Regions from separate parts of the Homo sapiens genome. Here regions 2, 3 and 4 are each linked to region 1. The links are chromatin loops, found by intact Hi-C in ENCODE. Cell type or tissue: PC-9. All regions are shown on one strand. Region 1 overlaps KLF12 (KLF transcription factor 12). Region 2 overlaps DIS3 (DIS3 exosome endoribonuclease and 3''-5'' exoribonuclease). Region 3 overlaps PIBF1 (progesterone immunomodulatory binding factor 1). Region 4 has its middle 80 kb from the start of KLF5.

Region 1 (8,000 bases):
AGTCTCTCTCCTAAGCGCCAGAGAGGGAGACAGGACATTTCCAACTGGTGGTCTGAAAGCATCTTCAATATGAGCAAAACTTGCTCAGCATTTGCCACCTAAACATGTTCCTCTTCCGGTTTTTCTGGAAAAACAGTAATTCCATCTACTCAGGTACCAAATCGTCAATGTCTCCAGTTGGAGAGATTTCTTGGACTCTTCCCTCTGTGTGACTCCCTGCCTGCCCCACTCTGATAATTACATCTGCCAGTTCTGCCTTCTAAAATCTATCCAGCAATCCTCCCAGTTTATCCCCACAGTGGTGGTCTACCTTGCTTTAGGTCCTTTCCACCTTTTACCAGGACCAGTTTCTAATGATTCTGTTTCTCCGTCTTGCCTCCTATGCACACCAATTTATTGTCCATGCTGTAGAGAAAGAAAACTTTTTGAAAGATAATCTGATCATGCCACTTGTTGGCCCCATAGTACCCTGAGACACTCTCTTCACACCACGCTGTGATTGAAGGTTTTCCTCTCTGTCCGACTCAGCAGTGCCGACTCAGCAGTGCCGTACTGTGGATGACTTTGAGCCTTCTTACCACTGTATCCCCAGGGCCTAACACATTAGTGCTGTGTGCTAATAAAGACTTGTTGATCAAAGGAGTGAAACTACTTTAATTTAAATACTTTGTTCTTTTAAAAATAGAACATAGGAGGGTCAACATAAGAGTAATCTATTTTGTGAGACAAAGAGAGTACACTGTTTACATTCTATCTATTCTATAATGTTTTCTTGTCTAATGAATTAGAATACATACTTTTGAAAATAAAAATATATTTGTGAGGTATCATTTAATACTAGTGCCACTTACAGTTCTAGTCTGCAAACAAATATTTTGTTTTAAACCTCTGAAATTAGTAACGTGTGACTGAGCCTTGTATTCTGTTGCTCAAATGAGCATTATTTTAACATTTAAAATATATCTCTTACAATTGTATTATTCTTAGTTATGGAGATTTTTAATTGAATTATCATAAGCATTATGAATCAACATTTTATTTATTTATTTATTTTGAGATGGAGTCTTGCTCTGTCGCCCAGGCTGGAGTGCAGTGGCATGGTCTCAGCTCACTGCAACCTCTGCCTCCCAGGTTCAAGCGATGCTCTTGCCTCAGACTCCTGAGTAGCTGGTACTACAGGTGTACACCACCATGCCCAGCTAATTTTTGTAATTTTAGTAGAGATGGGTTTTGCCATGTTGGCCAGGCTGTTCTAGAAGTCCTGACCTCAGATGATCCTCCCACGTCAGCCTCCCAAAGAGCTAGGATTACAGGTGTAAGCCAATGTGTCCAATCCTATTTTTATATATTCTTTAATGATGAATCTATGTTCTATCAAAATACAATTCCTTATTGTCTTTAATAATTCCATTAAAACCACAAATTTTATATTAGTAGTTAATTTTACCATTTAGGATATGACCAACACTCAAATCTAGTTATTCTTAGGCAGAATGAGAGAAAGTAGAAAGACTGAAGATATTATTATTCCATACCTTTTATATAACCCAGCTTTGATGGATGTATGGATAAAATGAAGCCAGAAGCAAAGGAAGGAGAATGATGTCACAAAGACACGATAAAGATCCCATGGCGGCCGGGTGCAGTGGCTCACGCCTGTAATCCCAGCACTTTGGGAAGCAGAGGTGGGTGGATCACAAGGTCATGAGATCGAGACCATCCTGTCCAACATGGTGAAACCCCGTCTCTATTAAAAATACAAAAATTAGCTGGGCGTGGTGGCACACACTTGTAGTCCCAGCCACTTGGGAGGCTGAGGCAGGAGAATCACTTGAACCTGGGAGGCAGAGGTTGCAGTGAGCCGAGATCGTGCCACTGTACTCCTCTAGCCTGGCGACAGAGTGAGACTCCATCTCAAAACAAACAAACAAACAAACAAACAAAACCAATGGCATCTTTAACTTTGCACTGTCATTGATAATTTATATGCTAACACAAACAGAATTATGAAACACAACTCATTTAGTTATTTATTTAAATGAGGTAATAATGGATAGGTTTAGAAGTCTTTTCTAAATATAGGAAAAAAGATCAACTTATTTTTAATTGATAGGTTTAGAAGTCTTTTCTAAATATAGGAAAAAAGATCAACTGTTTTTTAAATAAAAATAAGGTAAAACTTTTAAAACAAAATTTGTTCAACTATGTACAGAATGGTTGCCTACATTCCAATCATTGTAAATCTTAAGCATGTGTGTCTAAACAGTAACTCTCCATGATAGGTTAAAATGACTCTCTTCCCCATTGATGAAAATAAGTGCTACACCTGCAAAACATTTTGTTACCAATCCAAATTTTTTGTTTTCCTTGTTGGAGGTGGCACTGAAACATGCTTGTCTGCATAGGCAGGTGATGCTTGCTGCATCCCCCCAGTCAGGACCAATGACCCCTTCAGTGCTGCTGTAGCAACCTGCATAGAGCTCGCTCAGGGCTTTCCTATTACGTATTATTTTATATGCTGGATATGTGTGAATGAGGCTGTCTCTCCCACCAGATTTAGGACTCCTTGCTGTCTTCATTTGTACACAGCACCCATTACATTCAAAGAGCTGTGTGCCAAACAAGCACTCAAGAGCAGCCTATTTAATTTTATTTAATGATTAATGCTTTTGGTCCACATCTTCTCACTGGCTTCTAACAAAATTTTAGTAGACTATGGAGAAAGACCACTCTATGTTAATTAAAGCCTTAAAAACAGATTAAAGTCTCTTGCTCTCTCATTACTTTACCGTCCCTGAAGGGCTGATGCTGAACAGGTAGGTACTGCTGGGTAGACATGCATAGGAGCACGGTTCCAGTGAAGAGAGAAGACTCGTAGGTTATCAGCAAACTAGTCTGAGACCAGATATAAGGAAAAGCATAGGCTCGAGAGAAACCAGAGTTTCAATCCTGGCTCTACTGCTTTCCTAATACCTGCCCATGTCCACGTGCCCTAACCTTGCTCCTTTCCAGGGATTTACATGTGTGATGAGTATATGTAAAGCACTCGAAGAGGTATGTTTGTGTTCAAAGGTAAAAAAGAAAACCTGAGATTCACACAAGTAGTTTGTCTAAGTTCACTAACAAGTTAGGGGCCAAAGAGATTGAAACTTTTGTCTCTGGACTTCAAGTTTGGTGATATTTCTATTATATTTTCTAATGTCTCAGCAGTTACCAATATAGCTCATATTCATGAGCTATTTGATCAGGACTTACAAACAACTTACGGGGAGAGGATTTTTCCTTGAAAAATGTCAGTGTGCTCTTAAATGATTTATTATCTTGGCATCACTAAGCACTATGCTTTATCTAACAAGGAACCTAGATGGGGGGGTCTGAAATGGAGCTTTATGTGGAATGAGCTATTTAATTAATGAATACAGATGTGAAGTCATGAACAGCAGCACTCACTCGTCTGAAGTTAAGATCTAGCAACCACAAGCACCTGCGAACAAAAGGCCACCAGGATGCACAGCTGTCACAAAGCCCCTGATTTTCTTTGTAGGAATATCCTCAAACCACTTCAGAATCTCATCCAGTAAATGAAGATGAAGATTCAAATTAGAAGCAAGAAATACTGGAATAGCAGCAAGAAATGATGAGGCAAGTAAGAAAGTGAGAAAAGACAGAATCTGCAATCATTTAGGATCGCTATGTGTGGAGGGGCGTGTGTACATATGTGTGTGTGCATTCCAAATATGTAATCAAATATAATTAATGGAATAAACATGTAATAGTATTTGATATTAATTACAGAGACTTCATTCATCAAGAGAAAAATTATTAAATAATGTGTGGTTTCATAAAGGTAGGGAAGATCATACTCTGGAAACCATTAAATCAGAATTGCTTAATATTTTTAAGTGTCTATATGAATAAACTTCCTTAATGTACAAAATTCAGATATGAATAATTCCTAAGAAATGTGACTACCTTAAGTTTACTAATTTTTAAGGTTAGAGGTGTATGGCTTTCATATGAATTAAAATGAATATTATACAGGATTACCTACTGGGCCTCACAAATTTATCAGAGAACAGTATGTCAATTGGGGATAGAAAATATTTCCAGATTCATTTGAACAGACTATTTTTACATATTGTAATTCCTTTGCAAAAAAAATTTGATTTTATCTTTATTTTGCCTTTTAAAAAATTCATCATTAAATTGTAATATTCTGCAGAACACTGATAATGTCAGTGTCATTGTTCCATTTTAATGTCATGTCATACATACTGTTAGAGTTCTAGTTTCTCTTCAGACCCTCTTCTAGACTAGACCCAACATCTGGTTCTGGTGCACCATCTAGTGGCTGTAGGAATCACTGATGCCTGAATGTTACTTGCTTTTACTGCATTGTAGAAATTACTAGAGCATTTATTTTTTAGAAAATAGTGAGAATTCTAAAAGGCAAAACCAAATTCACAAAATTATTTTCTTCTAAAATTCAAATGCAAATCAGTTAATAAGCAATAGAACTCTTAACGTGAGGGAATCCATAGTGCATAATTGTTTTGTATAGCACATATTTAAATGACCATATTAATTTAAATGGCAATGCATACTCATTTAAGTACTAATATTTATTTGTGAATATGCATATTTATTTAAATACTCTGTAAACTGCTTCATGTACAGAGACCCACAATTTAGACAGTGGATATAAATAATTAACCTGCTGACAATAATGTGTATGTGATGGCTGAGATATATTTTTTCCTTTTTTTGACATGCCTTAAATGATTAAGCACAAGCAGGCATTAATAAACTCATTCAAAAATACTTGGTCACATCTTCGTGTTATTATCTAAACTGTACACTCATGAAAATATACTTATTTTTAATTTAGAAAGGCACTCCTCAGCATTTCTTTTTCTATTCTAAATTCTTTGCTAATATCTAGAAAATGTACCTCTTTCAAATACCTACAAATATGTTTAAGTTACTAAGTTGTAAATAAAAAGATGACTGATCAGGTACTTATATGGTACAAAAAGATGAAGCATTAAAGGCAAAATTAACTTTCTCAAAGCAAGTTTCTCACTGATACTTACTCCCCTCCCATAGCGTGCATGGCTCTCGTAAGTCAACTGGTATAATCCCAAATTCCAAATTAATTGTTGGTCACACACAAGTAACTTACTCAATATGCCTGAAGCAAAGGTAAGGCTAAGAAGATGTTTACTAAGAGCATGCAAACCAACCTGATTCCCTATAGAAATAGTTTTGATTTCATTTTGAACACTGTTACAAAATCTTATACATAATTATAAATCAGAAGTCAGGATGGGCTCATTTTGAACTAGTTACAGAAAAATCAACCAAATTTCACTTTTTTTCTTTCTAAAAATAATGTTATTTGACTGATAATAGTTCAAGGAAGCCATGACTGCACATAGTAACTATCTCTCTGCTAAGTGGATGAATGGATTTGACATATCTTGGTTTTGGGCAGGTATTTCACAAGGACATTTAGATTTAACTGTGAGGCAGAGAAATGTGAGCTGGAAACAGGAGAGCTAGGTGGATTCTGGCTACTGTTTAAAGAATTAAGACCTATCTGAATGGAGGCCTCTCGGATCATGTCTTAGGGTTTTTTCCTTGAACGCATCCCATTCAATACATTCATCAATTACCTGGCACAGATGAAGAAGCTGAAACAGACAGCAAAAATAATGAAAGCAAAGTGGGTAGGGAGAACTTTCAAGTCATTTCAATTTATTAGAATAATGGGCCCAAATCAAGAAAATGAATATAGAATAATTATTTCTTAGACTTGAAAAAGTATGTGCAACCTCAGAATAATGATTCTGTCCTGTATTTCCAGCCTGTGCCTCAACACTTTCAGTGATAGGGAACACACTACTTCCAAGCAAAGCCATCATTAAGGGACAGCTCCAACCACACATACAACATGGCATGTTTAGGTTTAAAAGAAATCTATTATAGGTACAAGGGATAGACAAGATACAGTTGTTAGCAGTTTTTGATTTAGATAACCCAATAGAGTAAACTGCTAAAAAAAACTTAACACCATTTTTGCATATACAGGCATATCTTATTTTCCTGCACTTCACTTTATTGCATTTCGAAGATATTGTCTGTGTGTGTGTGTGTGTGTGTGTGTGTGTGTGTGTGTGTGTTTACAAATTCAAGTTTTGTGGCAATCCTATGTCAGGCAAGTTTACTGGCGCCATTTTCCCAAGAGCATGTGCTCACTTTGCATCTTTGTGTGATACTTGGGTAATTGTCACAATATTTCAAACTTTTAAATTATTATTATATTTTGTATGGTGATCTGTGATCAGTGACCTTTGATGTTTCTACTGTAATTGTTTTGGGTTCGATGAACTGTACCCAAGACGGCAAACTTAATGGATAAATGTTGTGTGTGTTGTGACTGCATCACTGACCAGCTGCTACCCCATCTTACTCCCTCTTCTTGAGCCCCCCTATTCCTTGAGACACAACAATATTGAAATTAGGCCAGTTAGTAACCCTAAGTGTTCAAGTGAAAGGAAAAGTCATACATCTTTCACTTTAAATCAAAAGCTATAAATGATTATGCTTAGCGAGTCAGGCACTTCGAAAGCTGAGATGGGCTGGAAGCTAGGCCTCTTGAGCCAGTTAGCCAAGCTATGAAAGCAAAGGAAAAGTTCCAGAAGGAAATTAAAATGTTATTCCAGTTAACACACAAATGATAAGAAAGCAAAACAGCCTTATCGCTGATTTGGAGAAAGTTTGAGTGGTCTGGATAGAAGATCAAACCAGTTACAATATCCCCCAAAGCTAAAGCCTAATCCAGAGCAAGGGCCACTCTTCAGTTCTTCACGGCTGAGAGAGGTAAGAAAGCTGCAGAAGGAAAGTTGGAAGCTAGCGGAGGTTGGTTCATGAGGTTTAAGGACAGAAGCTGTCTCCATAACATATAAGTGCAAGTTGTAGCAGCAAGTGCTGATGTAGAAGCTGCAGCAAGGTATCCAGAAGATCTAGCTAAGATCACTGATGAAGGCAGCCATACTAAACTACAGATTTTCAATGTAGATGATATACCCTCCTATTGAAAGATGTCATGTAGGACTTTCTGAGCTAGAGAGGAGAAGTCAATGCCTAGCTTTAAAGCTTCAAAGGACAGATGGACTCTTGTTAGGGACTAATGGAGACAGTAACCTTCAGCTGAAGCCAAGGCTCATATACTATTCTGAAAATCCTAGGGCCCTTAAAGAATTATGCTAAATCTAATGCTAAATCTGCTTGTGCTGTATAAATGTAACAACAAAGCTTGGATTTTACAGCATGGTTTACTGAATGTTTTAAGCCCACTGTTGAGGCCTACTGCTCAGAAAAAAAGATTCCTTGAGAAATATTACTGCTCACTGACAATGCACCTGGTCACCCTAGAGCTCTGATGAGATGTACAAGGAGATGGATGTTTTTCTGCCTGCTAACACAACATGCATTCTTCAGCCCACGGATCAAGGAGTCATTTTGACTTTTAAGTCTTATCATTTAAGAAATACATTTCGTAAGACTATAGCTCCATAGCTAGTGATTCCTCTTGTGAATCCAGGCAAATTAAATTTAAAAACCCCTGGAGAGGATTCACCATTCTAGATGCCATTAGGAACATTTGTGATTCATGATAAGTCAAAAATCAACATGAACAGGAATGTGGAAGTAGTTCATTCAATCCTCATCGATGACTTTGAGGGATTCAGGGCTTCCATGGAGAAAGGAATTGCAGATGTGGTGGAAACAGCAGGAGAATTACAACTAGAAGTGGAGCCGGGCGCGGTGGCTCACGCCTGTAATCCCAGCACTTTGGGAGGCTGAGGTGGGCAGATCACCTGAGGTCGGGAGTTCGAGACCAGCCTGACCAACATGAAGAAACCCTGTCTCTACTAAAAATACAAAACTAGCCAGGCATGGTGGCACATGCCTGTAATCCCAGCTACTTGGGAGGC
Region 2 (8,000 bases), 930 kb before region 1:
ACTCTTCCCCTCCCACCCAAACTGAAATACATTTGTCTGTATCCACTTTACATGTTCAAAAGAGCATCTAGCTTGACTGAAAAATTCTCAAGAAGTGGGCAGGAATCTCAAATTTAGGTGATGGCAGTAGGGCTGGGGCTGGTTACTTTGGCTTGGTACTAGCTGGGTCAAGAAAGCTGGCAATAAGACTCTGGTGGCCTGTTCTGCATTCTTCTCTGAGAGTAGGTAGCAAAAGGGCCAAATGAGTTTTAGTGTAAATTTAAGTGCATCTGTACATGTTTAAGCACGTGCCCGCAGCTGGGGACTTTTTTAGACTATGTTTATATCTCAGGTACTTACATGTATATGTTTTTTCTATTTTAGGTTAAGTAAATATACATATAATTATACATAACATCTCTTTTCAAATATATAAATATTTTTATATATGTGTATATATACGTACATGTGAATCTTTAAAAAATTTATTTAGCTTTTTTCAAAAAAGTACCAAAAAGTTTAAAAATTAGAGATTAATAGCCATGAAACGAACCTTTGAATTAATAACACTTTTGGTAAACTTCGTTTTTAAGATTTCAGCATTGTGATTCATTTCCCAAATACATGAAAATGCCAGCCTGTGAAGGAAAATACAGAGTATTTGTTAATGGGAATCAGGTTAAAGTAGTAAATACAATGTCTTCAAGGAAAAAAAACCATGCAGAAATACCTGTCCACGTCACATTTTAAGGAACACAAGTTAGAGCTAAGCAACTCTGGAACCATGTCAATCCTCTGCAAAAGATAAAAATAGAACCACAGATTACTTAGCCATAACCATACATTTATGTGAGGTTCTATTCTCAAATAACATTAATTAAACAAGGAAAGAAAAGAGTGTTCTGCTTTTTGTAAATAGGAGAATTGAGAAAAGGTCAAATAAAAGGTTTGTTTCTATAAAAGCACTTATACAAAATTGTTAAAGAAGGAAAGCTATGAAGGAAAACTGGACTTCATGCCAATTAATCTAAGTTTAAGCCCTCTACACTAACGACCTAGCTGTCCTCTGAAAGTTTTAAATCTCTGGTCTGTATAAGTTTATACTTGATACCTGACACACTCTATGACTGGACCTTTCTCCAATGCTTAATATAAACTACAAGGTGTTTTTAAAATACTAAAAAAAGAAAAGAGAAACTAAATTTTTATGGAAAAAAGTATACAGAAGAACTCTGACAATAAATCACTAATAGACTAAGTTTAATCTTCCCCTTGACTTTCACAATACTTTACTTGTTATTTGAACCACTCGATAACAAAAATTTGCAATATATTTAGTGATTTAAAGCCACATTATTCCATGTATTTTTCTTAGCTAATTCATGGCCGTTTAAGAATCCTTAAGTGTCCATGACTGTTAAATTTTTAAATTCAATACATTTACCTTTTCACAAAGATACACAGTTGTTCCTCTTCTGGCTGATTCTTGATCCAAGGCATTTCCTGGCCTAATAAAATGGCTCACATCAGCAATATGAACACCAACCTTAAAAAGATAAAAATAAAAGGATGTCAATATGCTTGACTGGGTAAATGTACCTAATGGAGTTTTAATAAGATAAAGTTTAGCTAAATTTAAAAAAGACTCAGTCACCTCTACCATTTCAACTTCTGACATATGGCCAATAGCGTGCAGCTACAATTATACTTCACAAGAGTAATTAACAAGCAAATTCTATTCTAGTTCAAAAGAAAATGAACTCAGAACAGAACTATATTTAGGTAAGAACACTATTACATATGAATACCTCCAAATTTCCATTTTCGAGTTCTCGACAATGTAGAGCATCGTCTATATCAGTACATCCTGGTGGGTCTACACTACAAATACACAGATGCCTCAGGTCTTCTCGGTTTTTCATGTCCTAGAAGACATGAAATGATAAACAAATAAATTATTTCCAAAGCACAACTACAACATATTAATAGCTCTTGTGAAATCAGTAATATGTATACAAAAACAATTTAGCTGTATTTTCTTGATGACAACCACATTTCTTTTTCCTGCACTGGAGCAGAGAGACACCACGTATGATTTGTAACTAATGGTTTCCTTCCCTTTGAAACATTTAACATATGAAAGTGTCTGCCACATAGAAAAACTTACCCTTCAATGAAGAAGCAAATGACTTCTTCTATAATTCCTAAGAATGCTATACCCAACAAAATGCAGGAAAAGAGGGCCCGTGGTGTCTACATATTTAAAAACACATATAGAAATTAAACAAAACTAGGCAGGATATAATAATTTATAAAGTCACTACAAATTACTTTCAACTTACCTTTTCAGTAATGCTCCAGGGCATCTTTGGCAGAAAACTAAGAACAGCCTGTGAAAAAGGCTGATGGGGAACATCGTGTTCAAGTAACAAAACTTCTGTTTCAGTCTCTTTCTCTCCAACATCACCTAAATTTCTCACAAAGTGTCCCTGAAACCAAGAGGCATTATTAGAAACGCCTATTTTATAGCAAATTTACATCTTATCATATTAAATTCTTCAGCATTTACATATCTTCTCAGTATTCCTAAATATTCCCATAACGATTTCTGAAAAATGACCCTTTAGTAAATTAGACAAGACTTCTCAACTGATTTATGATGGAAACTTTGTAAGGGTCCAGCTCTTACATTCTAAAGCATCTATTTCTTATTAATGTTCAAGTTTAAAATGTGCTTCCAATATAATCTTTTCAAAATTTGTTGATTAGAATCTATATAGAACTCACTTTTCATAGTCATGATCAATAAAACTTATAGGTTTAAAAACTTACATAAAAGAGGCCAGGCACATTGGCTCATGCCTGTAATCTCAGCATTTTGGGAGGCTGAGGTGGGTGGATCACTTGAGGCCAGTTCAAGACCAGCCTGGCCAACACAGCGAAACCCTATGTCTACTAAAAATTAGCTGGGCACGGTAGTGCACGCCTGTAGTCCCAGCTAATCGGGAGGCTGAGACACAAGAATCGCTTGAACCTGGGAGGCTGAGGGTGCAGTGGGCCGAAATCACAGAACTGCACTCCAGCCGGGGCAACAGGGTGAGACTCTCTCTCAAAAAGAAGAAATTTACATAAAAGTAACCAAATGATTTACACTGGAATTTCATAAAATTAATTTTCAAAGTAGACATGCTACTTACCAGGTCACTTTGTGAAATATCTCTAAATTTCAGTACAAATTCTACATAAAAGTAGATTGTTTTTATTAAAAGCAGAAATACTATTCACAAAATTTTAATTAAACATCCCCACATAAAATTAATACTTTAAGCTTACATTTGGATATCTGGAATTTCTGGGCCAACCATCAATAGCAACAATAATTCTCCGTCCTTCTAATGTGGAAGCCTGTCTGGTTTCTATGCGAATTCGAGGGATTCTCTTATCAGCAGGTGTAAAGAGATGTCTTCTTGACTAGCAAAAATTAGGAATAAAGATTTTACACAAAAAAAATCTGAGGATGGAGGCAAAAGAAAGGCTATAAGTTCTATTAAATGTTTATCATTTTTTTATTACATAGTAAATGCTCTTTACTCACCTCCTTAATGTCAGACTTGGAAAGCATGCCACAATATGGTCTCCAATTCCTTTTTATTATTCCTACAACTCTACCTGTAGGCTTCAACATTTTCTCGCTTACAGCAGTCTTAAGCTGAGATATAAAAATTAAAATGTTCAGTTATATTCCTCTAAGTATTATCAGGCAATTTCCTTTCAAAATCAAAATGCATACATGGATACTAATCCATTCAGGCAGTAAATTATGACATAAGACTACAGAATGTTGATGTTTCAACATTCTAGACAAGAACATGCATGCCAAACCAAACCACAGACATTCTCTCTTGATAATAAAGTACTACAAAACAATCAAAAAGCAAAAACAAATAAATAAATATAACTGAATACGTATGTTAGAACTCAACACTTTTCAGGATTAACATGAGGATTTACTGACTAAAATACACACACAGGTCTGGGAATTAGATTAGGGTTTTAGTACTAGTTTGTACAAATTAGCTATGTGGTATGGTGACTAGTTCCCTTTGGACCTTTATTTATTAATTCTAAAGGTTCTTCCTTATAAAAAATAAAAACCCAAATAAAGAGGGTCTGCTATTAGAAATTACAAAAGTTCCTATGGTATTTCACCTCTTAACACTATCCAAAGGCCTGGACTCTCCATGGATAATTTTATAGTGAGACTCCAGAGCAATGAATATAAATGATGGAAAAAGAAGAATAAAAAACTGTTACATGCATTCCAACTATTTATAATATTGTAATTATAAAATACAGAAATAGGCCATATCAAGTAGACTTAGCGCATATCATAAGAAATAACTGAAAGTATTCTCTTCATAATAAATATGGTATCAGATAAGTTGCCCAAATATAATGGCCCAGAATTACGTCTATTATGTTAAGGGAATTTTACCTAAAGCATTTTCTAAAACATTTCCTAAAACATTACTTAAAGCATTTCAGAAAATGTTAAACACATATTTACTTAAATCTCACTAAGTCTAATAATATACTTGACTGTCACAGATTTTCAGTTTCATACTTGTATTAACTCATACTAACAGTCTGTTTGCATTTAAACCCATTTATTTGAGCAAATTAAGACAATAAAAGAAAACTACATAGAAGAGAAAAAAACCATGTGTATGACATGCGTTAAATATACAGAACTATGATTTTATGCAATAAATCTGAAAGCAATGAAACTTGTTTTCCAAAGCTGACATATTAATAATACAAAGCTACACAGACAAAAAAAAATCCTGCTTAGATTCATACCATTCGTTCTGTCTCTTCTTCTTTCTCCACATCTTCTTCATTTTGACCTTCATCATGTAAAACCACAGAAGATGGTGCTACCCACTGACTCTTGGGGAGAAGCTCCACAGCCACAATATCTTCGTGAACAGCTCTGTTTAAATGTTTAAGTCCCTGTAAGATTATCTGTTTAAAACAACAGAGGGCACGTGCCCAAATTATTTTTAATGGCAATATAATAAAGGGAAGATCATCTAACAGATATTTACATACACTCTGAATATCTCTATGGAATCTCTATTTCTCCTTTATAGATTTTCTTTCTCTATTGTGTCCCTAATTCCACAACTTTAATTTCTCAATACCAGGTAGAAAAAATGTAAGTCAGAAAACACAGGCTGTGTTCATGGCTCCATCATAACTTACACTGGTAACAAGAGACTTTGGAAAAATTATTTATGCTCTCTAAATCTCAAGTCCTGATTGGTCAAATAAGAGTACACTACCTAGTTTTTATAGGTTGGGTTGAATATTAAATGAAATGCCATGCGCAAAGATTTAAAAAACTACCTGACAAATTGTGAGCACTGCAAAAAAAAAAAGAAAAAAGTTACTATTTGCTTTAAAGTATGTGAAGCCTCATATGTTACACAAATAGTATTTACCATTAAGTGTTCATAATATATAAAATATCATCTTTATTTTAGTGTATAAGGAATTTATTTATATACTTGCCTCTTTATTTTCTTCATTGTCGCCATGAATCCATACTGTAGCTTCCAAGTAATTTTCCCTGCTAGCTCTAAATGTTCCTTGAAGGTATGTACCAGATTTTATGCCTTGCTGTAGCTTACTTAAGGGAAGATGCTCTGAAAATATTATTTTTCCACTTTCTATTTCATTCTATGAAAGAAGCAAACCAAAAGATGCCGCTAATAAGTCTTCTGTTCACTCAATACACAACTATTATTAATATCAGAGAATTTTTGAAATCTACATTATGATATACACAACTCTGAATAGGAGAGAAGATAGCAGTGTTTCTTATAGGCCAGTGCTAACAAAAACAGCTTTCTATGATGAAGGAAGTATTCATTTTGCGATCTCTAATATGGTAGCCACTAGACACAAGTTTCTCTTGGGCACTTGAAAGACAGATAGTACCACCAAGAAACTGAATTTTTAATACATATTAAATTTAAATAGTCATATATAACTAAGTGGCTACATATTAGGGCAATACTAAATCTGTATTTCAAAAATCAAACCCAACTTTTATCTTCTCATTTCCTTTTGGTTTCATAAAGTATCATAAAGGTAAGAAGGGATGACAGAAGTGTAAAGACTGGATTTATGTATAATGTCCTATCACTTAAAACCTATTTCTATAACAAGGGCTACCATTTATATTTACCATACCTATGTGCCAGGCACTAGGATGAAAATTGTATTAATGCTACAGTTATCATCTTATTTGATCCTTATAACAACACTATGAAGTTATTATTGCTAAACATTATATATTTATATATAAGAAAATGAATGCTCAGAATTTAATTATTCCCTTAGCACTCCTTCTCACATCAGCTATTGTAATGACTCCTTTACTCACCTCTCTGCCTCTAATCTTTCCTGGATAAAATGCTTAATGTTACACACTGACATGAGAGTGGTCTTACAAACAAATACCATTTCCAATCATTCTCTCCTGCTCCACCAATCCACATTCATATACCATTACTTTTTCTTAGCCTGACATATAAGGAAGGGATCTCAGAATCCTTTCCTCTTCATAGCAGCCCTTCAGGGAGATCTTTATAAATCAATTGAAAAATTACTAACCTACAGAATAAGTTCTAGGTCTTTACTATCTGGACACTCCCCTCCCTCTTCTTTCCTCTGTCTGCAGTGCCTGCCACTTCATTTGTCAGCAGCTACTCTTTATTCACAAATCAGCCATGGACTCCGTTCATTTTTTCCTCAACCAAACAGTGCTACCAGGTACCAGGCCCTACTCAGGTTAATGGGAATATATCTATTTTAGAAAGTTAACTCCTTTAGGAATGGCATTTCAATAAGCCTATGACATCCACTCCTGTTTATAACACAACTATTCCAAATCCAGCTTACCCACCGACATTCCAATTTTTAAATTTGGTAACTATATGCCTAATATTCCAAAGTGGCTATTTTAATATTTTTACTTTTCAAAAACAAAACAAAAACATACCCCTTCTTCAGACAAACAAGCAAGACGATCTATGAGTTCGGGGTTAGCAGTTAGGCTCTTTACATATTCTTCACCTGAAAAAATAAGTTTATGTTGTTTTTGATAAGTGTTTTTTCCTTAGATATGAAAAAAATGGATAGTCTTGTTTGCGACAGTATACACGTCATTCTTTCATTCATTGAGACACACTGAGAGTCTCACTCTGTCTCTCAGGCTGGAGTGCAGCGGCGCAATTACACATCACTACAGCCTAGAATCCCTGGGCTCAAGCTACCTTCCTGCCTTAGCCTCCCGAGTAGCTGGGACTATAGTTACATACTACCATGCACGGCTTTTTTTTTTTTTCCTGTAGAGCTATAGTCTCCCTATGTTGCCCAGGCTGGTCCTGAACTCCTGGTCTCAAGCAAGCCTCTTGCCCTGACCTCCCAAAGTGCTGGGATTACAGCACCTGGCCTCAATTTATTTAAAAAACAAAACCCAAAAATCTGTTGATGTGATCATACCTAAGCAGAAGCAGGGGTTCCAGTATATTTATGAGATTTCATTGCTAAACCAGTTGCAAATAGTGAGGGGAAAATTAACAGCCACTGGGCACAACATATTTAGGTTAAAAACTATGTGAAATTTAAAAATACAAAAATATCACATGAAGTTATATAGGACTACGAAAATACTAAATAGTAAAGTGAACATCTGACTATAGGCCTAATGATTATTTTTACACGCATTTGCAAACATGCACTAAGTACTTCTACATTTAGACTTACAAGTGAAAGCTGGTATTCCTTCTTCTATGGCTTTCTCTTTGTTTCTCCTGTCATTTGTTATGAAGATAACTTGCAGCTGGTTGTCTGCTGACATTTTTTTCAAATGTTCATTGTACCATTTTGCTGCTACTCGAATCGCTCTATCATTCCTGTCATTAGCATTTTCTCCCTGTTCTTGTTCTACA
Region 3 (8,000 bases), 750 kb before region 1:
CAGTCAATGAGTGGATAAAGAAAATGTGGTATGTATATATACCATGGAATATTACTCAGCCATAAAAAGGAATGAAATAACGGCATTCACACAACCTGGATGGAGTTGGAGACCATTATTCTAAGTGAAGTAACTCAGGAATGGAAAACCAAACATCATACGCTCTCACTTACAAGTCACAGCTAAGCTATGAGAATGCAAAGGCATAAGAATGATACAGTGGACTTTGGGGACTCATGGGGAAGGGTGGGAGCAGGGTGGAGGATACAAGGGTACACATTGGGTACAGTGTACACTGCTCAGGTGATGGGTGCACCGAAATCTCAGAAATCACCACTAAAGATCTTAATCATGTAACCAAATACCACCTGTTCTCCAAAAACTCTTGAAATAAAAAAATAATAATAAAATTCTAAGCCCAGCTACTTGGGAGGCCAGGATGGATCACTGGAGGCCAGTAGTTCAAGAGCAGCCTGGGCAATATAGCAAGACCCTATCTCTAAAAAAAGAAAAAAAAACTACAAAACTTAGCTGAATGCAGTGGCGCACACCTATAGTCCCAACTACTTGGGAGGCTGAAGTGGAAGGAGGATTGCTTGAACCTGGGAGGCAGAGGTTGCAGTGAGCCGTGATTGCGCCACTGCACTCCAGCCTGAGCAACAGAGTGAGATCCTATCTCGGGCAGGGGGGAAAGAAAGAAAGAAAAAAACAATTAGCCAGTTGTTGTGGCATGCACTATAGTTTTAGCCACCTGAGAGACTGAAGTGGGAAAATCTCTTGAGCCGAGGAGTTTGAGGCTGAAATGCCACCACACTTCAGCCTGGGCAACAGAGTAAGACCTTGCCTCTTAAAAAAAAAAAGAATCACGTAAGATTCTTGTTTAAAATGTAAAACAGGCTTCTAGATCCTGCCCTCAGAGGTTGTGATTAAGTAAGTCTAGAATGAAGTCCAGAAATCTGGATTTTTAACAAGCTCTGCAGTGAACTATGATTCCGCCACTGCACTCCAACCTGGATGACAAAGCAAGACCCTATCTCAAAAAAAAAAAAAAAAAAAAAAAAGGAATGCAGGGCCACAATTTGAAGTAGTAATGTTCTATAGTTCTATCTACTTCAATGACTTCAGTCATCACTTCCATGCTGGTTACTCTCAAGTATTTTAACATCCCATTCATGAATTTTCCTTACTTGGACCATACTTTGTGGATCTTAAGACCAAAAGCGGAGCTGATAATCAACTACCATGTCCTTGCTTTAATTATTGACATAATAAAATACTAGCAGAAACACTGGTAAATAGCTCTACACTAAGATCCCACTGTCCGTTCCACCACAGTCTCATCTGTCCTGTGGCCCCTCTCCTGAGACCTGCCTGTAATCCAGCGACAAAGAGGTCATACCTGAGACACAGAGTTTCACCAATATTTTAATTGGTTGAAATGTATCAGTTAAATATTACCGCTGTTAAAGATGATAATGTTAATCACGTGGGAACATGAGAGAAGGAACTGGTATTAGTAGGGAGGATTACAAGTTCAAGACGTAAAATGATTTACGTACTAATTTGGATGGAGTGGCCTACATCAAGTCCAAGATCACTAGGACTGTATTCTTCAAATCTGGCTGATTATCAGAATCTGAGACCCAACCCTGAGAAATTTTGATTCAGTAGGACTGGGGCCCACCAGAATCACTAGTAGGACCCAAAAATCACTTATTTTTTGGTTTGTTTTTCTGGGTTTTTTGAGACAGAGTCTTCCTCTGTCACCCGGGCTGGAGTGCAGTGGCGTGATCTCGGCTCACTGCAACCACCTCCTGGATTCAAGCAGCTCTTGTGCCTCAGCCTCCCAAGAAGCTGGGATTACAGGCATGCGCCACCACACCAGGCTAATTTTTGTATTTTTAGTAGAGACGGGGTTTTGCCATGTTGGCCAGGCTGGTCTCAAATTCCTGACCTCAAGCAATCCACCCACCTTGGCTTCCCAAAGTGCTGGGATTACAGGCATGAGCCACCACGCCCAGCCAGAAATCACTATTTTTTTTTACATTTTCCCCAGCAATTGAGAACATAGAGAAGTTGTACCAAAGTGTTGCCCCCCTATCGGACCTCAAGCAGGCCTTTTTCATTCCTAGCACGATTAAAAAGATTAAGCAAGGATATGTGACTGATTCTGTACAAACTACCACCACTGCTAGAAAGTATCACTTGCATATATTTTATAGACAGAAAGCAACTCAATGTTAAATTCCACTCAGCAGTATTCATTTTATTCCTGGCAATAAAGAACTTCATTTCTAGTTTCTGTGAAAGTAAACTCCCCAAGGAAAAAAACTCCACATGTAGGAAAAACATGCAGCAAAATGTAGTCACCTTTATATTAGTTTATTTGAATTTTAAGAGAAAAATTGTAATTTTAGATTCTCATCTAAGTTAAATTAGTACTTGAATCAAAAGATATAATGATGTTTTAATCAGGGGTTACTTTTCTCTGAATCATATGTACAGGTTATTGAAACAAAGGAAGAATAACACTTCTGTAAAATGTTGTGTCATGGGTTTTATCTAGAGTCACTTATTACGTATATGATTCCTGAGTCACTAATTACTAAGGCTTTCCTATAAGAAAAAGATTACTAACAATAGGCAATGTGAGCAATTGCAAAACTTTTTGAATAGTAATTATTATAGGTACAGAAAGATTTTTGAAAACTCTATTGAAGGAATTAAATTCTAATAAATTATGTTTATTTCAAACATGGAATTAGCATCACTTTTTATTCAGAGATATGTACTTTTTTCCTGACAAATGAAAATCAACTTTGGGGATTTAGAAGCCTACAAACAGGTTTATAAAGAAATGTATCTGTAACACTAACAGCATTATTATAGTATTTATTATCCAGAGTAAGGCGGTTATAGGTTTTATGTTAAAGATACCTTTTGAAAGTAAGGCTTCTGGCCCTTAACTTTGTTTATAATACTAAAACCTTTAGCCGGGCATGGTGGTGCATGCCTGTGGTCCTGGCGACTCAAGAGGCTGAAGTAGGAGGATCACTTGAGTCTGGGAGGTCGAGGCTGCAGTGAGCTGTGGCTCTGCACTCTAGCCTAGGCAACAGAGTGAGATCCTGTCTCAAAAAAATATATGTATATATTAAAACCTAATATATGTAACTACTTTCATGAAAAAATTGAACTAAAATAATTGAGACTGCTGCTGTATATTTTGTGCAACTAAAATAATTGAGACTGCTGCTGTTATGTTTTGTGCAATTGAAATTAGATTTGGTATGTTTTAAACAGCTCATTCTAGACAGAAGTTAACTGAAATTCATAAATGTTCTTAGTTATTCCCTGCCACCCTTTCCCCACACACACACTTGAACTGTTCTGCACTTTGAAACACAAAGCAACTTGTCAGTTCAGTTTATTCAGTCAGGGTCAGTTCTGTGAAAACAAAGCCAAGGCAATTGTTTGATTTAATTGACTAGACAAACTGGTTATACAGGTTAGTAGAACTTAGTTTTATTTTTGTCCAGCTGCATATTTGAATGTTCATAAAGTAACTTAGTAAAATAATAAGATTCCAGTGACATTGTAATATATTTTAAAGAATAATTACCAAAGCAAAGAAAAAAAACATTCTAAAACCCAAACTATAGAAGCTATTCATGGTATTTTTTTCTTTATGGCTCCACTTTCACTATAATGAAATGTGTTCCCCCAAAAAAGTAGCCTTCTTTTCTTTCACTATTCATTTCCTTCTTTTTTTTTTTTTAATTTTTTTTTGAAGATTTTTTTTCCTGGGCTGTAGTTAATATAACTATCAGAAAATTTCCTGTACAATTTAGATGAATAAATGCTTTTACAGAATAGTTCTCTATGTGCAAGCAGACATCCTCTAACAGTTGGTCAGCCCCCTTTTGGCTTCAGTGTCCTCCTTACCCAGCCAACCTCATGGCTGATCATTTTAACAATGTTCTCATTACTATCCTTGATTCTTTCTGCCTCCCACCATGCTTTCCACTATATCCATCCCACTGTTCCCTGCTTCTTCAGCTCCTGGGCTTCTAATCACTCATTATTTTATTAAAATGAGTGGAAAACCAAAAAATTGATATGCTAAAGTATACTCTTAAAGGTCTTAATACTTTAAAAGTATATAGATCTCATGAACATAATTCATTTGAGGAAAAAAATACAAATCATTTCTTGTCCCAGGAAAACAGTAAATCTTTAATGGAACTTTTTAGCAATTATGACAAAAAGAATGGAAAAATGTTTAAACATATATAAAAGGCTAGACGTTTATCGCCAAATAGTATCTAAAGGTCATAGAATAGTTAGGAATTCTGTCATTTTGTTTTGTGTAATAAATACCCCCTTCCTTACCCTTTCACCCTAATAATAGATATCCACCATTTTGTTGTGATTATCCAACTATAGAGTACCTTTTTCAAGAACTCATTATATACCAAAGTAGGAGCTTGCTGACACTGATAATGCTTTATTTAGTTTTGTAGTGACATACAATTACCATTTGCTTAGGAAAAAAAATAAAGAACAAAAACAAGTAAATTTTTTAAAACTATGGTTGTGTATATATAAGTTGATAAAAATCCTTTGGGAGAAAACTTTTGTCTTGTGTGTTAAGAGCATTAAATAGTCATACCCCTTAGCCTAGTGTGTCTTCTATCCTGAAAAAAAATTAACAAAGCAAATACTAACTTAAGAAAAAAAACTACAGCACTGAAAAGATTTGTTGTAATATTGTTTATGCTAACATAAATTATGTAAATTTTTATATATTGTTTATACTGACTTATAATTTATTACTATACATAGTGTAAATTATGATACATTGGCTTTGGTAGGCAGTTTTGTAACCGCTAATAATATAAATACCATACTATTAACAATCTAGAAAAATGATTCTGGTATAGGTTATGTGAAAAGGCACAAAATAAAATTGTATATAGTACACTAGCAATGAACAGTCTGACAAAGGAAATTAAGAAAACAATTCCATGTACAATAGCATCAAAAAGAAAAAAATACAGCCAGGCATGATGGCTCTGGACTTTGAAAGGCCAAGGCCAGAAGAATTGCTTGAGCTCAGGAGTTCAAGCCCATCCTGGGCAGCATAGGGAGACTCTGTCTCTATAAAAAATAAAATAAAATTAGCCGGGCATGGTGGCTCATGCTTGTAGTCCCAGCTACTCAGGAGGCTGAGGTGGGAGGATTACTTGAGCCCAGGAGGTAGGCTGCAGTGAGCCATGATGTTGCCACTGCACTCCAGACTAGGTGACAGAGTGAGTCCCTGTCTCAAAAAAAAAAAAAGGAAGAAAACATTTAGGAATAAATTAACCAAATGGACACAAGACATCCCATATTCATGGATTAGAAGATTTAATGTTGTTAGGATGATAATACTACCCAAAACATTCTACAAATTAGATTCAGTCCCTGTCAAAATCCCAATGGCATTTTTTACAGAAATGGAAAAACTGATCCTAAAATTCATATGGAATTTCAAGGAACCCTAAATGGCCAAAACAATCTTTAAAAGGAAAAACAAAGTTGTAGGGCTCAGATTTCCAGATTTCTGAACTTACTGTAAAGTTACAGTCAGCAAAACAGTGTGCAACTAGAATAAGGATGGACATAAAAACCCACGGAATATTAATAGAATAGAGCCCAGAAGTAAACACTTGCCTATATGGCCAGTCGTTTTCAACAAGAGTGCTAGGACCATTTCATGGAGAAAAGCCAGTCTTTTCAACAAATGGGGCTGGTAAAACTGAGTATCTACATGCAAAAGAATGAAGTTGGACCCTTACCTTACACCATATTCAAAAGCTAACTCAGACTGGATCAGAGACCTAAATTTAAGCATTAAAGGTATAAAATGCATAGAAGAAAACATAGGAGAAAATCATAACCTTGGATTTGGCAATTTCTGCAAAAGGACAAGCACAAAAACATAAAATAGATAAATTGAATTTCCTAATTATAAAAAATTGTGAGTTAAAGGAGATTATCAGCCGGACCCAATGGCTCATGCCTGTAATCCCAGCACTTTGGGAGGCCAAGGCAGGCAGATCACTTGAAGTCAGGAATCCGAGACCAGCCTGGCCAACATGGTGAAACCCCGTATCTACTAAAAATATGAAAATTAGCCAGGCATGGTGGCGCACGCCTCTAATCCCAGCTACTCAGAAGGCTGAGGCAAGAGAATTTCTTGAATCCAGGAGGCGGAGGTTGCAGTGAGCTGAGATCGCACCACTGCACTCCAGCCTGGGTGACAGAGCAAGACTCCATCTCAAAATAAGTAAGTAAGTAAATAAATAAGATTATCAAGAAAGTGAAAAGACAACCCACAAAATGGAAGAAAATATTTGCAAATTACATATCTAATAAGACTATATTATTAAGAATATATAGAGAACTCCTACAACTCAGCAACAACAACAAGAAAAATCACAATTAAAATACAAGCAAAAGACTTGGGAAGACTTCTCTCCAAAGAAGATATACAAATGCCCAGTATGCACATGAAATAATGTGCTTTGGCCAGGATGTGGAGAAATTGTAATCAAATTTCTTGCTGGTAGGAATGTAAAATGGTATCACCACTGTGGAACCGTTGCAGTTCCTCAAAAAGTTAAATATAGAATTACCATATGACCTAACAGTTCTACTCCACTTCTAGGTAGCTACCCAACAGAAGTGAAACAAGAACTCAAGATATACAGTATTTGTCCACCAATGTTCATAGCAGCATTATTCACAATAGCCAAACAGTGGAAACCCAAGTATTCATCAAGAGATCAATGGATAAACAAAATGTACTATAAACATACAGTGGACTATTATTTACCATTAAAAGGAATGAAGTTCTGATACATGATACAACATAGATGAACTTTGAAAACGTCACACTAAGTGAAATAAGCAGACAGCAAAGGACAAATATTGTGTTATTCCACTTATGTGAGGTATCTGGAATAGGCAAATTCACAGAGACAGAAAGTAAGATACAGGTTTCTAGGGCCAGGAGGGAGGAGAAAATGGGGAGTTTTTGTTTAATGGGTACAGAGTTTCCATATGGGCTGATGGAAGTGTTCTGGAAATAGAAGTGGTAGCTATTCAACATTATGAATGTACTTAATGCCACTGAATTGTACACTTTTCACATGATTAAAATGGTAAATTTTACATTATATTTTAAAACACATTTGTCAAAAATTTATACATAATGATTTGGATATATAAATTATGTATTTTTAAAACAAGGGAATATGAAGAAATGAAAAAATTATTGAATTATGGTGTGAATATTTTTAGTAGAAGTAAAGCTGAAATAAAAGAGTTTAACTTTTAGCTAAGTGTTTCCATTTTAAAAAGATATATTTTATGTCATATAGCTTTTCAGACCAAGACAAATACTAAGAAAATTTAAGTTTATGCATTCTCAAAATTGCTATTAATATTTTATTTAAAATTTTTTCAGCCAGGCGAGGTGGCTCACACCCGTAGTCCCCGCACTTTGGGAGGCTGAGGTGGGCGATCACCTGAGGTCAGGAGTTCAAGACCAGCCTGGCCAACATGCTGAAACCCCATCTCTACTAAAATTACAAAAATTAGTGGGGCATGGTAGCAGGCACCTGTAATCCCAGCTACTCGGAAAGCTGAGGCAGGAGAATCACTTGAACCTGGAAGGCGGAGGTTGCAGTGAGCCGAGATCGCGCCACTGCACTCTAGCCTGGGCGACAGAGCGAGACTGTCTCAAAAAAAAGAAAACAAAAAAAATTATTGTTTATAGTTGCTATTAAGAATAGCTATATTGATTCACTCTTAAAACCTTCAAATTTACACAGGAAAAGCTTTTCAGAATAATTCATGTCAAAGGAATTTCTGTACTATATTTGTGCTAGAGCATTTTGAATGATTTTATTTTGTTGTCACATTTTCTAGATTTTAATGAAACCTGTGTTTCTTTA
Region 4 (8,000 bases), 570 kb before region 1:
TTTCCTTGCTTTTTCACGTTTCTTATGTCCTGTTTTGATGTCCATGCATTGCTGGAAGGATCACATCTTCCAAATGTTACAGAGTGGCTTTCATAGAGAAAGGCTTTCATAGAGAAAGACTTTCATCTGCAGATGGGTCACAGTGCACTGGTTAGGAAGGGTGTGGTGGCTCTGGTTTCAAGTAGATGCAGTGGTGTAGATGAGGTGGTGAAGGTCGGATGTTTCCTTCCACTCTTTTTTTTTTTTTTTTTTTGAGATGGAGTCTCACTCTGTTGCCCAGGCTGGAGTGCAGTGGTGCAATCTTGGCTCACTACAACCTCTGCCTCCCGGGTTCAAGCGATTCTCCTGTCTCAGCCTCCTGAGTAGCTGGGTCTGCAGCAGTGTGCCACTACGCCTGGCTAATTTTTGTATTTTTAGTAGAGACAGGGTTTCACTATATTGGCCAGGCTGGTCTCAAACTCCTGACCTCAGGTGATCTGCCCGCCTTGGCCTCGCAAAGTGTTGGGATTACAGGCATAAGCCACGGCGCCCGGCCTTTCCTTCTATTCTTTATGTGGCTATCCTGAGTTTCTGTGCTCTACAGGGTTTCTGCCACTCCTTTGATATACTCTGGTACTCTCCTTTAGTTATTTTCATCAAAATATAGTTACTTATTTGTTGTTTTGTTTTGGCTTTGCTATGGGAATAAGCACTAATGGCTTCTGGTTGGCCACCTTGCTAATGTAACTTTCTAAATCTTATTCTACTAAAAGACTAGCAAATTTTATATCACTTTATTTTATTATTATTATTTTTTGAGACGGAGTTTCACTCTTGTCGCCCAGGCTGGAGTGCAGTGGCACAATCTCTGGTCACTGCAACCTCTGCCTCCCAGGTTCAAGTGATTCTCCGGCCTCAGCCTCCTGAGTAGCTGGGATTACAGGTGCCCGCCACTATGCCCAGCTAATTTTTGTATTTTTGGTAGAGATGGGGTTTCATCATGTTGGCCAGGCTGGTCTTGATCTCCTGACCTCAGGTGATCTGCCCGCCTTGGCTTCCCAAAGTGCTGGGATTACAGGCGTGAGCCACCGTGCCCGGCCTTATATAACTTTTATAGAAATTTAAATGAAGCTTGTTAAATGAAGACTTTTAAACATTTAAAACTGCATTTATAATTTAATATTTGGGCTGGGCATGGTGGCTCACGCCTGTAATCCTAGCAATTTGGGAGGCTGAGGTGGGCAGATCACTTGAGGTCAGGAGTTCATGACCAGCCTGGCCAACATGAAGAAACCCCATCTCTACTAAAATACAAAAATTAGTCAGGCATGATGGCGGGTGCCTGTAATCCCAGCTACTCTGGAGGCTGGGATTGGAGAATTGCTTGAACCCAGGAGACGGTGGTTGCAGTGAGCCGAGGTCGTGCCACTGCACTCTAGCCTGTGTGGCTGATCGAGACTCCATCTCAAAAAACAAAACAACAACAAAAACAAAAACAAAAATAATTTAATATTTGTGATTTTCCTATTAAATGCTACAGTTGCATGATTTATTTATTTATTTATTTAGAGACAGGATCTCATTCTGTGCCCAGGCTGGAGGGCAGTGGCACGAACATGGCTCACTGCAGCCTCAGCCTCTCCAGGCTCAGGTGATCCCACCTCAGCCTCCCAAGTAGCTGGGACTACAGGCACACAGGAACATGTCTGGTAATTTTTGTATTTTTAGTAGAGATGGGTTTTGCCATGTTGCCCAGGCTGGTCTTGAACTTCTGGGCTCAAGCGATCGGCCCACCTCAGCCTCCCAAATTGCTGCGATTACAGGAATGAGCCACTGTGCTTGGTCATTTCTCTACATAATTGGAGACTTTTTTAGGGCTGGAAGGTGCTTATGCTCTGTGGACAAGATTATATCTCAAAATATTTTTTCCTCTACAGTCATAGCTGCATGTGTGTGGCTAAATGCACTCTTGAAGACTCTGAGACTCTGTGATCCTATTTGTAGTAGGAGTGGTTTCAGATTCCTAAACTCTGATTTCAAGAGCTGTTTCCTAATTCTTCCATCTACTCCACCTGCTTTCAGCACTTGATTGAATTTTGCATGTTGTTGACTCTTAAGACACTTAAATGTCCTGCACTCTATTGGAGCTAAAGACAATTGTACTCGAGAGGTATTTGCATTCTTTTTATATTCTTGCTTTCTGTTAGGACCACAACCCTCCCAATAATCTAAGGTCGTCTCATCAAACTCTGGCTACCCTTCAAGACTTTGTCTTAATAAAGTCACAATTTCAAAGGTCATTCTAACGATTTAAACTAGATAGGTTCTTCTGTGTTTCCTGGTCGTCTCTCTAAGCCTGGCTGGCTCTTTCTTATTTTTTAGGTCTCAGCTTGAATGTCTTATCCTCACAGAGCTCTTCTCTGATTGTCCTTTGATAAGGATGGGATCTTTTATTATTTCATATCATGGCACTTGTTAAACAATGTTCTTCACACTACATAAAGTAATTTGGGGATTATTTTGTCTACTTGTTAGTTATCTGTTTCTCCCACTAGAATGCAAGCTCCGTGAGAGCAAAGACTAGTCTTTTTAAAAATTAATAGTTTATTTTGAAATAACTTCAGGGTCATAAGAAATTGAAATGATAGGCTGGGCGCGGTGGCTCACGCCTGTAATCCCAGCACTTTGGGAGACTGAGGCAGGTGGATGAAGTGAGGTCAGGAGTTCAAGACCAGCCTAGCCGACATGGTGAAACCCCATCTGTACTAAAAATACAAAAAATTAGCCAGGCATGGTGGCCGGTACCTGTAATCCCAGCTACTCGGGAGGCTGAGGCAGAAGAATTGCTTGAACCCAGGAGGCAGAGGTTGCAGTGACCTGAGATTGTGCCATTGCACTTTGTCGCACATTGCCATGGGCGACAAAAGCAAAACTCTATCTCAAAAAAAAAAAAAAAAAGAAATTAAAATGATAATATAAATACCTCTATGTACCCTTTATCTAGTTTCTCAAAAGAATTACATTTTTATATAACTATTGTACATTATCAAAATTCAGAAACCGACATTGATATAATACCATTGTTTAGACTTATAGGACCTTTCTGATGTTTCACCAGTTTACATACACTTGTGTGTATGTGTGAGTGTGTGTGTGCACATATGTGTGGTTCTACGATCTTGTACCCCTTGTACAGGTTCATGTATCCACCGCAATTGGGACATAGAACTGTTCCATCTCTGCAAAGACACTCCTCTTGCTGCCTCTTCATAAGCACTAGTTTGTCTTGTTCACTTTTGTCCCCTCAGTGCCTTGCTTAGTGCCAGGTACATGATCGGCACCAAATAAATATTTGTTGAACGTACCAGTATGTAGCCAAATATTCCGGAATTTGTTTAATTTGTTTGGATAAAGGAGTATTAATCTGTTATTGAACTTTGGTTACTAAGAGGCTGTTTGAGGAGAAAAATGTCATCAAACCCCATCTCGTTATGACTAATTTGCAAAGAATACAAAAAATCCTCAGCTACCAAATCTCAGAGTTGTTGCAACACTAATGAATCCAAATCTTATAATCCAGCCTTTGCCAATGTGGAAAGGCTAAAAGTCTTGAAAGGAGAGCAAAATAGATACTATATATATGTGTGTGTGTATGTGCGTGTGTGTGTATGTGTGTATGTAAATATATATATATATGTTTTTTTCTCCAAATATTGAATGTGAAATATCATTTCAACATACTCTGGAATCCGAACTAGCAAACGAAGGCAGCCTGACCAAGAATGCTGTGCTCCTGTGCCGCCAGGCCTCCTTCCTCCTGGTTCCGATTACTAATACTGTCCCAAAGTAAACAGAAACTTGACCCTCCATTAACTTGCTGTAGACTGCCTACAATAACATTTCCCCTAATGGTACTAGGGGGAAATCGACGACTCCCGAAAGATATTTGCACATTGCTGGAGTTTCTTGACCTTAAGATATCTTTTTGGAAGCATTTAAAGAACTAAGGAAAGAAACTGCCCTTTAAGTAGACCTTGTGACAGAAGTAGGTGGGAAAATAATGACACTGCATACCAAACCTTACCTTTGCACAGGATAACTCCCTGACAAATGCTATGGCAAACATGCTGTAAGAATACCATCATATTCATTCACCTCTTTTGTGATAAGAAAGGCTATGGATTTGATATCTTGAAAACCTTTGTTTTGCAGGGTTTGCTTTAGCAGCTCGCCTCTTACTCACCATGTATAGAGACTGAATTACTTTGGAATCCGTTTTCATTTAGTGACTTGAGGTAGAGCATTCAGTGTATTTTGTGTTAGAAACCACAGGTGGGACCTGTTTCTGTAAATGATTTATTTCCAGGGATCTGTTCCTTTAATTGATTTCATATTTACTTAAGAAAGTTCTTTCTTTGCTTGCCTTGTCGTCCCCCACTGAGAGCTTTTGTAAAGTGCGTGGCTGTCATAAATAGGCTGCTTCCTTCCCAGCCCAGTCATTTCTCTGAGGTTTACCTGTCTTTCTTTTATTCTTTTTTTTTTTTTTTTTGAGACGGAATCTCGTTCTGTCGTCCAGGCTGGAGTGCAGTGGTGCGATCTCGGCTCATTGCAACCTCTGCCTCTTGGGTTCAAGTAATTCTCCTACCTCAGCCTCTTGAGTAGTTGGAATTACAGGTGTGCACCACCAAGCCTGGCTAATTTTTGTATTTTTAGTGGAAACGGGCTTCACCATGTTGTCCAGGCTGGTCTCAGACTCCTGATCGTGAGTGATACACCTGCCTTGGCCTCCCAAAGTGCTAGGATTTACAGGCGTGAGCCACAGCACCTGGCCTACACGTCTTTAAATGGAATCTGGGCACCATTTCATAAGGATTTTTCTTTATGTTCTATTTTTGGGTAATAACCTGTGGCTTGGGAAGGCTTTAACCCGTACTCAGTCAGCTTTGTAACCCCCCTCCCCATAGTAGTCATAACAATAACAACAATCATCATAATTACTAATATGGACTATTGGTATATTCTTGATCTTTTTTTTCTTTTTCTTTCTTTCTTTCTTTTTTTTTTTTTTTAAATGAGACTGTGTCTCACTATGATGCCCAGGCTGGTCTTGAACTCCTGGGCTCAATCGATCCTCCTGCCTTGGCCTCCCAAAGTGCTGGGATAATAGGCATGAGCCACTGTATGTGGCCTTTTTTTTTTTTTGGAGATGGAGTTTTGCTCTTGTTGCTCAGGTTGGAATGCAATGGCTCAATCTTGGCTCACTGCAACCTCTGCCTCCCAGGTTCAAGCTATTCTCCTGTCTCAGCCTCTCGAGTAGCTGGGATTACAGGCACATGCCACTACACTAGGCTAATTTTTGTATTTTTAGTAAAGACAGAGTTTCATCATATTGGTCACGCTGGTTTTGAACTCCTGACCTCAGGTGATCTGCCCGCTTTGGCCTCCCAATGTGCTGGGATTACAGGCATGAGCCACTGTGCCTGGCCTTTTTTTCTTTTTTAAAATAGAGATGGGGTCTTACTATGTTTGACAGGCTGGTCTTGAACTCCTGGCCTCAAGCAATCCTCCTGCCTTGGCCTCCCAAAATATTGGGAATACAGGCATGAGCCACTGTGCCCGGCAGTATTCTCTTATATGAATTTTAAGTAAAGGCATCTTTAGGGATTTTTGCAAGTTTTGTTGATTGTAAAATCCAATCTAAATAAAAACAGTGTGATTGCTGTGAAAACTCAGCTTTGGGACAAGCCATGTGCCTGACCTCCCAACCATATTGCCTGCTTTAAACCATTCTGAAATGGCTGCTGGATATAAAATCTGTGGCAGAAAGTCTTTTAGCTGGGAGGTCATAAACCCAGAGTGCCTCAGTCTCTCCCATCTTTAAGTAACAGGGATTCCAAGATCTTAAAGTGATTCGTGTGTGTTTAGTCTCAGTTCACACTCTGGCAGTAAGGCAGGGACAGAGCATTCTCTCTGAGTTGGAATTTTCAGCTCCATGGAGGAGTCCAGTCCCAGGGACGAGAGTCTGGAGGGGGGAAGTCCCCATCCTGCACCTTGCCTCCCTTCCTCAACAGCAGCTGGAAGCTGTTCAGTCCTTTCACAACACCTTTTCTCTTCCTATAAATAGAAAAATGCTTCTTTTCTGTGAAACAATATTTAAGAAGCACCTGGGTTGTCTTAAGCTTATTTAAAAGGAAGAGTGGGTTTTGTAAGGAGAGGAAAACCAAAGCCGAAGGTCACCAGGCCAAAAGACAGCTAAGGAAGAAAACTGCCTCCCAAAGCTTCTAGCCATTTCTAGCCACTGACCTCCATTTGTATCCAGAGCTCACGACACAAACACCTCCAGCTCAGAACCTCTGGCTGTAGTCTGTGTTGACCCAGAGAACTGAAGGGAATCATTGATTTTCAGATTTGTTTAGGAAAAGCTACCATGCAGGGGAAACCCTGCTCAGCCTTCCAGGGAACTTCGAGAGCCAGGGACTGGGGTTGCATGACTTAGTCAATTAGATATGCTTTCCCAGGCTGCTGTTGTTTCATTTTGTTCTTATCGACATGAATATTTGTCCAAATGTTGCTTTCTGCTTTACCCTTGCCTCCGAGGAGGGAAGCATTGTTAATGGAGAGGGCAGACCAAGGGCAGAGAATTGCTCATTTTTCTGCATCATGGAAAATATAGGATGTGCAGGAAACAAATCCTTTCAACTGGCTTAATCCTTTCAGTGAGGTTCATTTCAATGAGCTCCATTGTATTCATTCCTTATTCAAGCAAGATAAAAATAGAACACTTAGAGGACTATGTCTATAGAAACAGAGTGAAATGGAGAGTTGAGGCAATTGTCCGGATAATCCAAGCAAAAACAAATTGAAACAAAATGAAACTAACCACTGTAGAGAAAAAAGCAGCTTTAGGAGCTTGAATGATCCAGTCTAGTTCTCCACATTGTTCAAATTCACCTGCTCTGCATCTATATTTACTTTTTCTACATAGCCTGGGCTTAAGTTGTTGAAGAGTTTTTCCCCTAATATTATCTCAAGTATTACCTCAAAAAAAAAAAATGCCTTTGCTTTAAAGTATTCCTCTCTGCCCTATTTCTCAGCCAGAAAGTAAATCTCATCATAGATTTATACATGTTTTTCTATCAGACAGCATTAGGAGTATGGGGAGTTTTCTTTTTCATCTGGCTCTGTGAATTCCCTTTAGCAGGGATTTAAGGGCTGGAGATGGTTTATCTACACACTCACATGTTTTAAACCTGTTGCTTTCTGCTTGGCTAAGTGCCTGTCATGTGTGTTGGTTGCCAACACAACAGCTTGGCTCATTTAGAAAAGCAAGGAGCCCAATTTCCTCCGAGATAGCAGCTGGTAATATTCCACTGGATGCTAGTGAGACACTATGCGACTCCGAGACAGTGTCTTGGCCAGGGTTCTCCTTAGCCTGGCTTCCCACATCGAGGGGCATGACTTGCCTCTCAGGTTAGACTCCCGACCTTGTTGTTTTAATGGCACTTCTCTCTCTGTCCCTTTTACTCGGACTCAAATCTTTTCATTCATTCACTCATCTGATTTTTCCCTCTGCCTCTTTCCCAATATAACCAGTCACCGAGTGCTGTGGATTCCTCTTTCCCAAAGTTTTCCTCATTTTAAGCTTTATTCATTTTTCCCCGTTCCCTGAGTTTGAGGTCTTCTTTTCTTTTCTTTCTTTTTTTTTTTTGAGATGGAGTTTTGCTCTTGTTGCCCAGGCTGTAGTGCAACGGTGCGATCTCTGCTCACTGCAACCTCCGCCTCCTGGGTTCAAGCAATTCTCCTGCCTCAGTCTCCTGAGTAGCTGGGATTACAGGCATGCGCCACTATGCCTGGCTAATTTTGTGTTTTTAGTAGAGACAGGGTTTCTCCATGTTGGTCAGGCTGGTCTTGAACTCCCGACCTCAGGTGATCTACTCGCCTCAGCCTCCCAAAGTGCTGGGATTACAGGTGTGAGCCACCACACCCAGCCAGTCTTATCTTCTTATCCCTCCTAATAATCC

Evidence for each region. Peaks named below come from ENCODE experiments on the same cell type or tissue, not always from the same donor. Only the 100,000 strongest peaks of a DNase experiment are listed, where the experiment ranks them.
Region 2: it touches region 1 in a loop (23-fold over the local background); 4 of 110 quality-filtered maps call a loop at or near these places.
Region 3: it touches region 1 in a loop (3-fold over the local background); 2 of 110 quality-filtered maps call a loop at or near these places.
Region 4: a loop joins it to region 1, with 9 times the contacts of the local background. A loop is called at or near these places in 3 of 110 quality-filtered maps.

What each region holds. Positions count from the first base shown.
Region 1 is chr13:73,704,238-73,712,237 of GRCh38, forward strand. All of the region lies in intron 7 of KLF12 (KLF transcription factor 12), which reads right to left. Among named protein-coding and RNA genes, the nearest start is that of LINC00393, 46 kb to the left of the region's middle. In PC-9, CTCF peaks have their summits at 4,340 (motif pointing left) and 4,541; a DNase peak (open chromatin) is centred at 4,344; H3K27ac peaks cover 318 bases.
Region 2 is chr13:72,770,372-72,778,371 of GRCh38, forward strand. It overlaps DIS3 (DIS3 exosome endoribonuclease and 3''-5'' exoribonuclease), which reads right to left. Exons shown (of 21, transcript NM_014953.5): 3 at 7,816-8,000; 4 at 7,049-7,122; 5 at 5,554-5,721; 6 at 4,840-5,004; 7 at 3,575-3,688; 8 at 3,313-3,450; 9 at 2,322-2,468; 10 at 1,788-1,904; 11 at 1,424-1,525; 12 at 710-774; 13 at 533-617. Among named protein-coding and RNA genes, the nearest start is that of DIS3, 7.5 kb to the right of the region's middle. In PC-9, no CTCF peak of the experiment used is centred here; no DNase peak of the experiment used is centred here.
Region 3 is chr13:72,957,273-72,965,272 of GRCh38, forward strand. The region is part of intron 14 of PIBF1 (progesterone immunomodulatory binding factor 1); the gene reads left to right. Among named protein-coding and RNA genes, the nearest start is that of KLF5, 98 kb to the right of the region's middle. RefSeq lists an enhancer at 3,212-3,713. In PC-9, no CTCF peak of the experiment used is centred here; DNase peaks (open chromatin) are centred at 2,579 and 3,469; H3K4me3 peaks cover 1,957 bases; H3K27ac peaks cover 2,761 bases.
Region 4 is chr13:73,134,997-73,142,996 of GRCh38, forward strand. No RefSeq gene overlaps it. Among named protein-coding and RNA genes, the nearest start is that of KLF5, 80 kb to the left of the region's middle. In PC-9, no CTCF peak of the experiment used is centred here; DNase peaks (open chromatin) are centred at 2,025, 3,505, 3,855 and 4,045; H3K4me3 peaks cover 2,586 bases; H3K27ac peaks cover 5,311 bases.